Linked DNA regions of Homo sapiens: region 2 is linked to region 1. Evidence: read pairs that join two places in POLR2A ChIA-PET (ENCODE). Cell type or tissue: MCF 10A. All regions are shown on one strand.

Region 1 (5,000 bases):
ATTGCTGTTTTTGCAGTTGGCAAGAGATGAAGCAGCTGGCATTTAGAGATCGTACTGAATGGAAAGTAACAGTTTTACATACTAGGTTATCCCTAAGCTGGGCTAGTTGGTCTGACCAACTAAAAGAATAGCAGATTCTTATCTCCCATCTCATATTCACTCTGGGGCATATGCTCATAGAATTTCTCTCTCCATGTTTATCTGGCAGAACATGTATAACTGAGTTCAAGTAAGCTAAAAGCATGTGTAACTCTGTATTACTACTATCACCATAACATTTTATGTTAATGTTTCCTTAAATATCATATTAAATTGTTATAAACTTCTGCCAAATTGTATGCAGCATATTCTACAAATTAACTCTGGTCACCACAGTATATGACATCATGGTAAAGTATAACGTTCTTACCTTGTTCTTCACTTCCTTCCTTACAAAGACTAGAACTTTGGCCCAGACTTAAACTGATATCATCAGAAGTCTTAGCAGTGTCTGTATCTCCTACAAAGTTAAGAGAAACATGTGAGGACCTTATATTAACAGTAAGGCTGTAGGGTGGCATAACCAAGGAGTATTAATACATCAAGGAGTACTAATGTCTATCAACTAAAGTAGTTTTTGTGTATCAAAGGTTACAATAATGGAAGATGCACTGAACTAGCAGGAAGTATCATGGACTATCAGAGCACTTAATTATTCTCACAGAACTACAAACCAAACAATGTGGAAAGCTTCAAAATGTAAACTAATAAAACTATTTCTTTAAAAACAAGTGGAATTTAAAAAGGAATGCAAATTACATAACTTGACCCAACATGAATTTCCTTCCCAGGGAAAATTATTAACCTAAAAAACTATAGGGTGAAAACAATACGAATTTATCTGAATAGATCAAATAGCAGAAAATAACTTGCTCTTTTTTGTTCTTTCATTTGTGGTCACATTAGAAGGTTTCACATCAAATTACTTAGTTTTCCATGAACCCCACTAAAACCCACAAAACTGTTTTCCCTCAAGGGCAAGGAAGTTTCTTATAGATCAAAACTTATGTAATTCACGCAATGTAATGTAAGTGGTCAGACACTTTTGTGAAATTTGGATGATGAAAGAGAACACAATTTAAGTCAACCAACCTTTAATAAGATAAATAATTTTATCTATAAAAGAATTTCAAGAATGATTTTTTTCATTACATTTGAATGTACAGTACTGTTATCTTCATTACAACCAAAATGAAAGGGAAAGGCAGGTGCAACTTTTAAGTTAGATCACACCTACCTTTAATAGTTGCTGCTGTTCCAAGACGCGAGGAACCAGATCCAATCTGAAAACGTGACATGAAGTAAATAAAACTAATTAAAATGCTAGCTATGTCATTATCAATACACACTAGCAAGATTATCAAACAAAATTATATGATCAAAACATGTTATCGATCATTTTTATCAATATTAGAAGATACTTGTTGGACAAGCTCTATTGGAGCCACGCAACCTGTTGGCTGCGGCACAGGCTGCGTGTGTCTTACTGATATGTGGAGCTACCCAATCCCTCTGCATGCTCAGGACTGACGGAGCCCCCCCAGAGCCAGATCCTCCAATCTCAAGCAACTCATGTCATACAATTATCATTTTTATACTACATCATGACACGTTCATGTTATAAACAAAAGCAAAACCAGGCTTTATGTCTACCTGAAATAAATTTAGACTTCTTAGGGTATAAAAGGAAGGTTTGGCAGACAAACATTAACATACACTACAAAGTGCAGCATAAGTCTAACCATCGAATTGTAAGTGTATCATTATGTACCTTCTTTAGTTGGAGACAAAAGTAAGTACTTCTTTATAGACAGAACATTAAAAAATAAATCAATAAAAGTCTAAGGCATCCATGAAAAATGAATTTTTAGCACAAACTATAAGGAGAAAATTAAAACCTGATTGTTGAGCTTTTAGTGCTTATATTCAAGATAGTTTAACACTTCCCTAAAATTTCACAGCCATTATTTATTATACTACCATGAAAATCATATAAATAAATACCACAAATTCCACAAACACATTAAGGAAACCAAAGATAACATAACAGTTACTAAATCAACAAGTCTTAGCAACTCTTCCTGTAACTCGTTTTCATGGATTCAAAGAAGAAAACAGTCAAGCAAAGTTAGCACTGTAAAATAAAATTAAGAACATTCATATACTACTTTATACTTTACCACATCTTCCTCTTCATTGGTTTGATTTAGTAGGTGTATATCACAAGAAATCACTCAAAATATAAGTTAATGTTGACTTTGAAGGGACATGAAGGCCTTTCTTGATTTGGATGGCAACTGAATGGGTGCACACAGATGTAAAAATTCACTTAGCTGTACACTGAAGGTGTGCACTACGCTGTGTAAGTTACATGCCAGTGAAAAAGTAAATAAAAATATGCATACATATATCTGTTGAAACTACAAATAAACTCTTGAGGTAGCCAATAAAAAAAAGCTTTGTAATAATTTTGAACTATTTTATTAAGCTTGGTTCTTCTAGTTTTTCCTAATTTCTGCTTTCAATTAGCCATAAAAGACATTGCAATTTGCCAGCAAGAAAAAAACCAAAAAGCATTTTATCGCAAAAGTTTCATTCTTACAACACCTGCTACATAAGTTATAGAATTAACATTTGCTATTTTTCTGCTAGAATTAAATATAACTTCCTAGACAGAAATTTAAAAACAAACAAGAAAACAAAAACACCATTTTATGCATACCCATCTAGGAATTTAAACTTAAAAAAAAAATTTTTAAACACGGATATGGTAGTCATTTGCTCAGAAGCTCAAAGTATTCCCTTTCTCCTTCTTTAACAATCTCCCTATTTTGTTCCAAAATTGGTCATACACCTTCTGATATATGAGAAGTACACCCAGTCCCTGGTCTAGAGGTAGGTGTATGAACTAGTTCTGGTGAATGAACGTGTGGGAGAATCTGCTGGAGGGCTTCAGGAAAACGTCTTTGTGTGTCTGAGAAGAAAGTGATCAAGGAAAATCTCTGTCCCACACTACTGCTTGCTTCCTAACTTTTCAAACAGGGTCTTGATTGAAGCTGCTGTGCTCATCCTGCAACCCTGAGAAAAAAGCCTAGAGAACTGCAGAGATGCCAATCCAGAGGCCTAACGTTAGGCTGCTGAACACAAATGCCACACAATCACCTCCAGATTTAGGTGAAAAACAACTATTTCTTTAAGTCACTATTAGTTGAGTATTCTATTACTTGTTGACAAAAACATTCTTAACAGGTATAATAGAGTGGTTATATTTTATTCTTCATACTTTTCTGCATTATGCTTCCCCTCAAAAAGAATCATGACTATTTACAAGTGAAACAACAGGGCTCCAGAATATAAACTATAGTATATCCAAATGCAATGCATTCCCCAAAGTGTCACTGTAGAAAAACACTTAATGATATTAATGCTCATGATACAATCAATTATGACATAGATTATTTTAATTTTCCTGTTTGCCCTCACTCATTAAATTTCCTAAAAATGAAAATGTAAAGATTAAGAAAAAACAGTATCTTTTTACACTTGAGGGTGAAGTTTTTTATTTAAGTGCTTTGCATAAACTAAAATATTCCACTGTTTCTTCTCTATGACAAGTGCCATAGGAAGGATTATGGATACCAGGGAAGAAAGGTTACTTCTAACTAGAGAGCATATCAGGCAAGGCCACCTGCCCCAAGAAGCCATGCCTGTCTCTCCAGCTGGAAACAATTATTTTATCCTATGAAATCATTAGCTCTTCTTCTCTACCATTCCTATGGCAATTTTTACTTCGTTATCTTTTTTTTTTTTTTTTTTTTGAGACGGAGTCTCACTCTGTTGCCCAGGCTGGAGTGCAGTGGTGCCATCTCAGCTCACTGCAACCTCCACCTCCCGGGTTCAAGCAATTCTCCTGCCTCAGCCTCCTGGGTAGCTGGGAATACAGGTGCATGCCACCACACCCAGCTAATTTTTTGTATTTTTAGTAGAGACGGAGTTTCACCATACTAGCCAGGCTGGTCTCAATCGCCCAACCTCGTGATCCACCTACCTCGGCCTCCCAAAGTGCTGGAATTACAGGCGTGAGCCACCGTGCCTGGCCCCTTGGTAACATATATCACATCTTTATCTTTGGTTACTTATATCACACCTACTATGAGATCACAATCTCTTTCAGTATAAGACCCACTCCCCAACCCACACTAAGTAGAATGCCTTGAATACTATTGGGCGCTAAAATATTTGAAGGTAGAAAAGTGACAAAAGGAAAGAGAAGGAGGTAAGGAGAGGAATGAAAAGAAAGAATGGAAATGATGGGTAGAAGATGAAAGGGAGAAAGGCAGAGGTGAAGGAAAGAATAGTAACAATGACCACGATGTAGCTACTATGGTCAGTGGGTTCACTGTTTAGTACCCAACAAATTTATATAAAATATGATAATGTGTAGCAGTATCTTACACATTATATAATAAAATACATACAAGAAACAACAGTATGTCTATAATGGTAATATCTCCAGCAATATGCAAAAAGCCAGACTCTTCCTCCTCACTTCAGCTTCTCTAAAGTGTAAGAATAATTATGTCAACCATTTATTTTGTCATAAACAGTATAAAACGAAAACACTAAAATCCAAGTAGCACAATAACCTCCAATATTTGCCCATTTTTATTAAAAAGTTATTAAGTAAAAGGTATGCTGTGTGTTTAACAACATGCACACATGCTTTAATCACAGTCAAAAAGGGACTCCCTCCCTAAAACAAACAGGCAAGTTCCAACAGACACGATGCCAAGGTCACAGGATCCAAAAGTGCCTGGCCACTGCTGGCCCTTTCATCTTTCCTTTTTGTAAAAAGGAAAAAAGGTCTCCAAAAGATGATTGGAGAAATGTAGGCTTACTCTCTGGGGGTCTGATACTACCTACGTCTGTCAATAAGAAGAAAGCCCAGGGTTAATTAAGAA
Region 2 (5,000 bases), 55 kb after region 1:
ATTTAAAAACACAGAATCCAGGTGGTGGGTACAATTTTCTCAACTTTCCTATATGTTTGAAAATTCTTTAATAAAATGTTGAAAGATTTAACTCTCAGTAAAGTCAGCTAGAGAAAGCAAATTACCTGACTGAATCTGTGTATTCAAAGGCTAGAAAAAAAATAGAAACTTTCCTAGTTTTCCAATCACCAAATGATTTTATGATTTGGAGTAATTTTCAAGTGGGAGAAAACACTCCACCTTTACGTCACAAAAGACAGAACATTTTATAAATCAACTGCTTTTTTTGTAAATTAATACACTTTTCTACAAATTGACAAATATGGCTGCTTTCTTGGAGGTCTAATTTTCTTTTCCTTTAGATTCAGCAAGGTACATGTGCAGGTTTGTCACATAGGCATATTAAGTGATGCTGAGGTTTGGCTTCTAATGATCCTGTCACCCAAGTAGTGAACACAGTAGCCAATGTATAGCTTTTCAACCCTCGCCCCCTACCCGCTTTTGGAATCCCCAGTATTTATTGTTCCCTTCTTTGTATCTGTGGGTATCCAAATGTTTAACTCCCACTTATAAGTGAGAACATGTGGTAGATGGTTTTCTGTGTAAACCATCTTTGGACAGTGTACCCTTAATTTATTATAGGTAATATAATACATAAGAGTTATATCTGTGCCATGACCAGTTATGGAAATAATTAGACTCACTTTGATCCTAAATATTGAAAATACTGGTAAAGGGCACAGGCTAATAGATCTAAACAGGCCATCCACTAGTCATTAACCTTCCCCTAAAGGATGCAGAAAATAATACTTAAAAATCATATGTACAATATGCAATAGCAATATAAATTGCTAATTTATAGCACAGTAACTTTTCTAGCTTGATCTAAACTTTTAGAGAAATATAAATTTTAAAATATGAAAATCCCTGTTTTAGTCACCCTAACTAAATCTTGTTTAAAATGATCTTTAAATACTTTTAAATTGGGGGAAAGAAAATGACCTGAGAGCTTTAGCGTAATCCTCACTAATAAAAGATATATCATTCTAAAGATGACAAAGATCAGTTACAGAAAACAATGAAGACAACTAGGAAGAAAATGTTGAAACCTTTATAAATTTTGTTAATGATTTAGAGTCTGAATATAATCTCTCCACAGATTTATGTGGTATATATTACTGTATATATCATGTATGTATGTATAACCACACAGCTGTATGCACAAAAAGCCATACGTACTGCACTTTCAATGACTTAAGTGTTTTTCAAGGGTCATTTTGTATTTGATTTTTCAGTAATTTTATATTTGATTTTTGTCTTGTAGAGACTGACACCGAACCTAACCCCTAAGTAAGCAGCTCCACCATATGATACAGCCTACCACAATCCTCCCTCCACCTCCAACTATTCTACATCAGTTAACAAGTCTAAAAAAGCTTCACATGTATAATAAAAAATTCATTCAACAAATACTTCTTCAGATCCTAATATGAGCCAGGCAGTCATGCAGACACTTGATAAACACTGATGAGTAAATCAGACCTGGCCCCTGCCCTCATGGAACTTACAAGGTATGGAAGTGGAGGATGATCGAGAGGACAAACAAGTAAACAAACAAAAAATATATGTTTGTGTTAAGTGCTATGGAAGAAAGTTATGGAATGGAATGATGAAAAAAAAGAGAGGGAACCTATTTATGGTTATCAGGCTCAGCCTCTGTGAGGGGATAATACTGAAGTCCAGCCCTAAAGATTAAGTAGCAGCCAGCCTTGCAAAGAGCAAGAAGGAAGAGTATCCTTTCAGAAGGCACAACACGTGCAAAGGTCTCACAGGAGGAAAAGGCTCAGTGGGCTAAAGTAACAGAAAGGCCAGTGTGACTACAGCACAGTGGGAAAACTGCACAAACTGTAAACAAAGGCAGAATAAGCTCTGGTGGCTTAATAAAGATTCTGGATTTTTTTCTAAGTGCCAAAGAAAATCTTTAAAGAATATTTAAAAGAATGACACAGATTTATGTCTTTTCCTCTGAGCAGAAAGTGGTAAGATTTGCTCAAAAGCAAGGGGTGGGGGATAAGCAACTAGATACAGACAGTGCCATTAACTAACATGACAGAGTGAGGAAAAACATTTTGTGGCAGTGTTGTTTAGGGGGGAATTCAGAAGCTTTTGGGCATGATACTTTTGGGATGCCTGTGAGACAGCCAAGAGGTACGTTGAGTAGCAGCTGGATGTCAGTCAGGGGCTGGTAGTTAGGAATATTGATCAAGTTATTTAAACTTACCTAGAATGTTTATAAAATACAAATCAATAGGCCACACTCCAGATCTACCGAATAAGAAAGGGCTTGCACATCATTAACATTGTCAAGTGATTCTGATGTCAACTGGAGGAGTCTGGGAACCACTTACGTAATAAATTTTAACGTTCTTTTTTTTCTTTTTTCTTTTTTTTTTTGAGACAGAGTCTCGCTCTGTCGCCCAGGCTGGAGTGCAGTGGCACAATCTTGGCTCACTGCAAGCTCTGCCTCCCAGGTTCACAACAGTCTCCTGCCTCAGCCTCCCGAGTAGCTGGGACTACAGGCGCCCGCCACCATGCCCGGCTAATTTTTTGTTTTTTTAGTAGAGACGGGGTTTCACCGTGTTAGCCAGGATGGTCTGGATCTCCTGACCTCGTGATGATCTGCCTGCCTCGGCCTCCCAAAGTGCGTGAGCCACCGCGCCCAGCCATAAATTTTAATGTTCTATTTCATCACCTAGGGATATATTGCTTTACAGAGGAAAACAATATATTGAGCAATATGTTATGAAAATGATTTGACTTAATAATCCAGAGCTATTTAGTCTCCTACAGTCATACAGCATTATAGAGGAAACACTTCCAATTAGCCATTTTTTCAAATGACATTTACTGAAGGCCATTCTGAAGGTAAATAATTTCTTCTATTTCATAAATATTTTCTTGAAAAACACCCATGAAATATCTCACAAATGAGTAAATCAAGGTTCAGAAAGGTGGAGTCTTGCCCACAGGACACACAATCAATAACAAAGCCAAGATTCAAAAATCAAGACACTAATTCCAATCTGCTTTCCACCATACAAAAATGCCACTCACCCCCAAAAATCTCATCATCTGTGACATGTACAAAAATCACTGTAACTAGATAAAAAAGAATGAGTACCTTAAAGGAAACAGACAGGACAATCAGAATTAAGAAACAAAAATTTTTTCTTCATTTTCACTACTTAAAAGATTTTTAACTAGTTGATGTATATAGAGTCCACCTTTCAAAGTATCCACAAATGCTCCTAAATAAACACCAAAAGTGTTTGAATCCTATAAAGTCCTAAGACTGTTTCCTAACTTAATGTACGATCTCTCCACAGATTTAGGCACTTTTTGGGGGGGAATAAATAAAAGGCAGCCTGTACAGTGACTTTGCCTTCAGAAAGCTCTGTGTAAATCCCAGCTCACAACTTGCCTACTAACAGCAAAACCTCATGAGGTCACGGGGTTAAAGAACCTATACATGTACTTTTAAAACAGTCATTATCACTTACAGTTATTATTGTAAGAGCATGCAAATAATAACCTATGGCTGTCTGAGATTTTAACACAAAATGTTGGATTTTGCTTTATTTTTGGTGTATACTTCAAACTATCTACCTTTTACTAGTATGTTTCCTAAAATGTTTACAAATTCTCTGTCCTGACCACCCCTGGTCTAGGGTTCATCCCCTGACTATAAGATCAGGGTCCCTCTTTACTTACCCTTTCCTAGCAGTTCTAACAGTAACAACTCATTACCCCCAGGCTAGATTTTAAGTTCCTTGAAAGCAGAAGCTGTGTCTTGTGCACTTCTCAATCATTCATCGGAGTACTACATGTGCTTTACACTAATCTAGGTCCTAAAAATACAGCAGTGAACGAAACTAAGTTCCTGCCCTCTCAGAGCTTATATTCTAATAAGATAAGAAAGACATAAAAACAAATAAATAGATATCAGTTAGGAATAAATACCATACTATTTTAAAAGGTGGGCTATGGAGTCTTGTGAGAGCTGGGGAAGTTGCTATTTCACATAGGCTATCAGAGAAAGCCTCACGTATATGAGAACCTGCAAAAAGTGGAGCAGCCACACAGGTATCTGGAAAAGAGGAGTCATCCAGACAGAGGGAAAAGCAAGCACAAAGGCGCTGAAGCAGGAACATACTTCTTGGCAAGAAGAGTAAGGCGGCAAATGTGTGTGTGGTTGAGACAAGAGAGACACAGGAGAGGGCAGGCCCTGAGAGCAGAAGAATGACATGATCTGAAAGAATCACAGAGGCGTCTGTGTGGAGAATAAAGAACAAAAGCATTGAACCTCATTAAAGTACTGCAATAATCCAGGAGAGAGAATGGTGACGAACCAAGGGAATGATGATGGCCTGATGGCCGTGATGATGATGGTGCTGGTGAGAGGAGGAGGAGGAGGAGGAGGACGAGGAGGAGGAGGAGGAGGAGGAGGAGGAGGAGGAGGAGGAGGAGGAGGAGGGGGAGGAGGGGGAGGGGGAGGAGGAGGAGGGGGAGGAGGAGGAGGGGGAGGAGGAGGGGGAGGAGGAGGAGGAGGAGGAGGAGGAGGAGGGGGAGGAGGAGGAGGAGGAGGAGGAGGAGGAGGGAGGAGTCGTCGTCTAGTTAGGTTTTGAAGATACAGCCCCTATTGCTCATAAGCAATAAGTGGCTGAGAACTCTAAAACCAGCAGTCATGCTAACCGCATGTACTGAACTTTGGAAGTTCATTTCTCAAGGCTCTCCATCTTATTATCCATTTCAGGTAAAGGTCTGAACTGATTAAGAACAGCTCAGCACCTTCTGGTTTGGGAAGAGTGGGACTGCCATTAATTGAGATAAGGAAGTCAGAAGCAATCTCAGAAAGTGTCTAGTACATGGTAGACACTCAAATATGTGAGAATTCAGTTTAACTGAACTCCCAAAATGAAGGAAGTAAACTCAATGTCCTG

Evidence for each region. Peaks named below come from ENCODE experiments on the same cell type or tissue, not always from the same donor. Only the 100,000 strongest peaks of a DNase experiment are listed, where the experiment ranks them.
Region 2: POLR2A ChIA-PET joins it to region 1 with 5 read pairs; 18 of 35 experiments call an interaction of 5 or more read pairs at or near these places.

What each region holds. Positions count from the first base shown.
Region 1 is chr14:70,964,520-70,969,519 of GRCh38, reverse strand. It overlaps PCNX1 (pecanex 1), which reads right to left. Exons shown (of 36, transcript NM_014982.3): 4 at 1,277-1,322; 5 at 410-499. Among named protein-coding and RNA genes, the nearest start is that of PCNX1, 60 kb to the right of the region's middle. In MCF 10A, no CTCF peak of the experiment used is centred here; no DNase peak of the experiment used is centred here.
Region 2 is chr14:70,909,689-70,914,688 of GRCh38, reverse strand. The region is part of intron 1 of PCNX1 (pecanex 1); the gene reads right to left. Among named protein-coding and RNA genes, the nearest start is that of PCNX1, 4.7 kb to the right of the region's middle. In MCF 10A, no CTCF peak of the experiment used is centred here; a DNase peak (open chromatin) is centred at 2,738.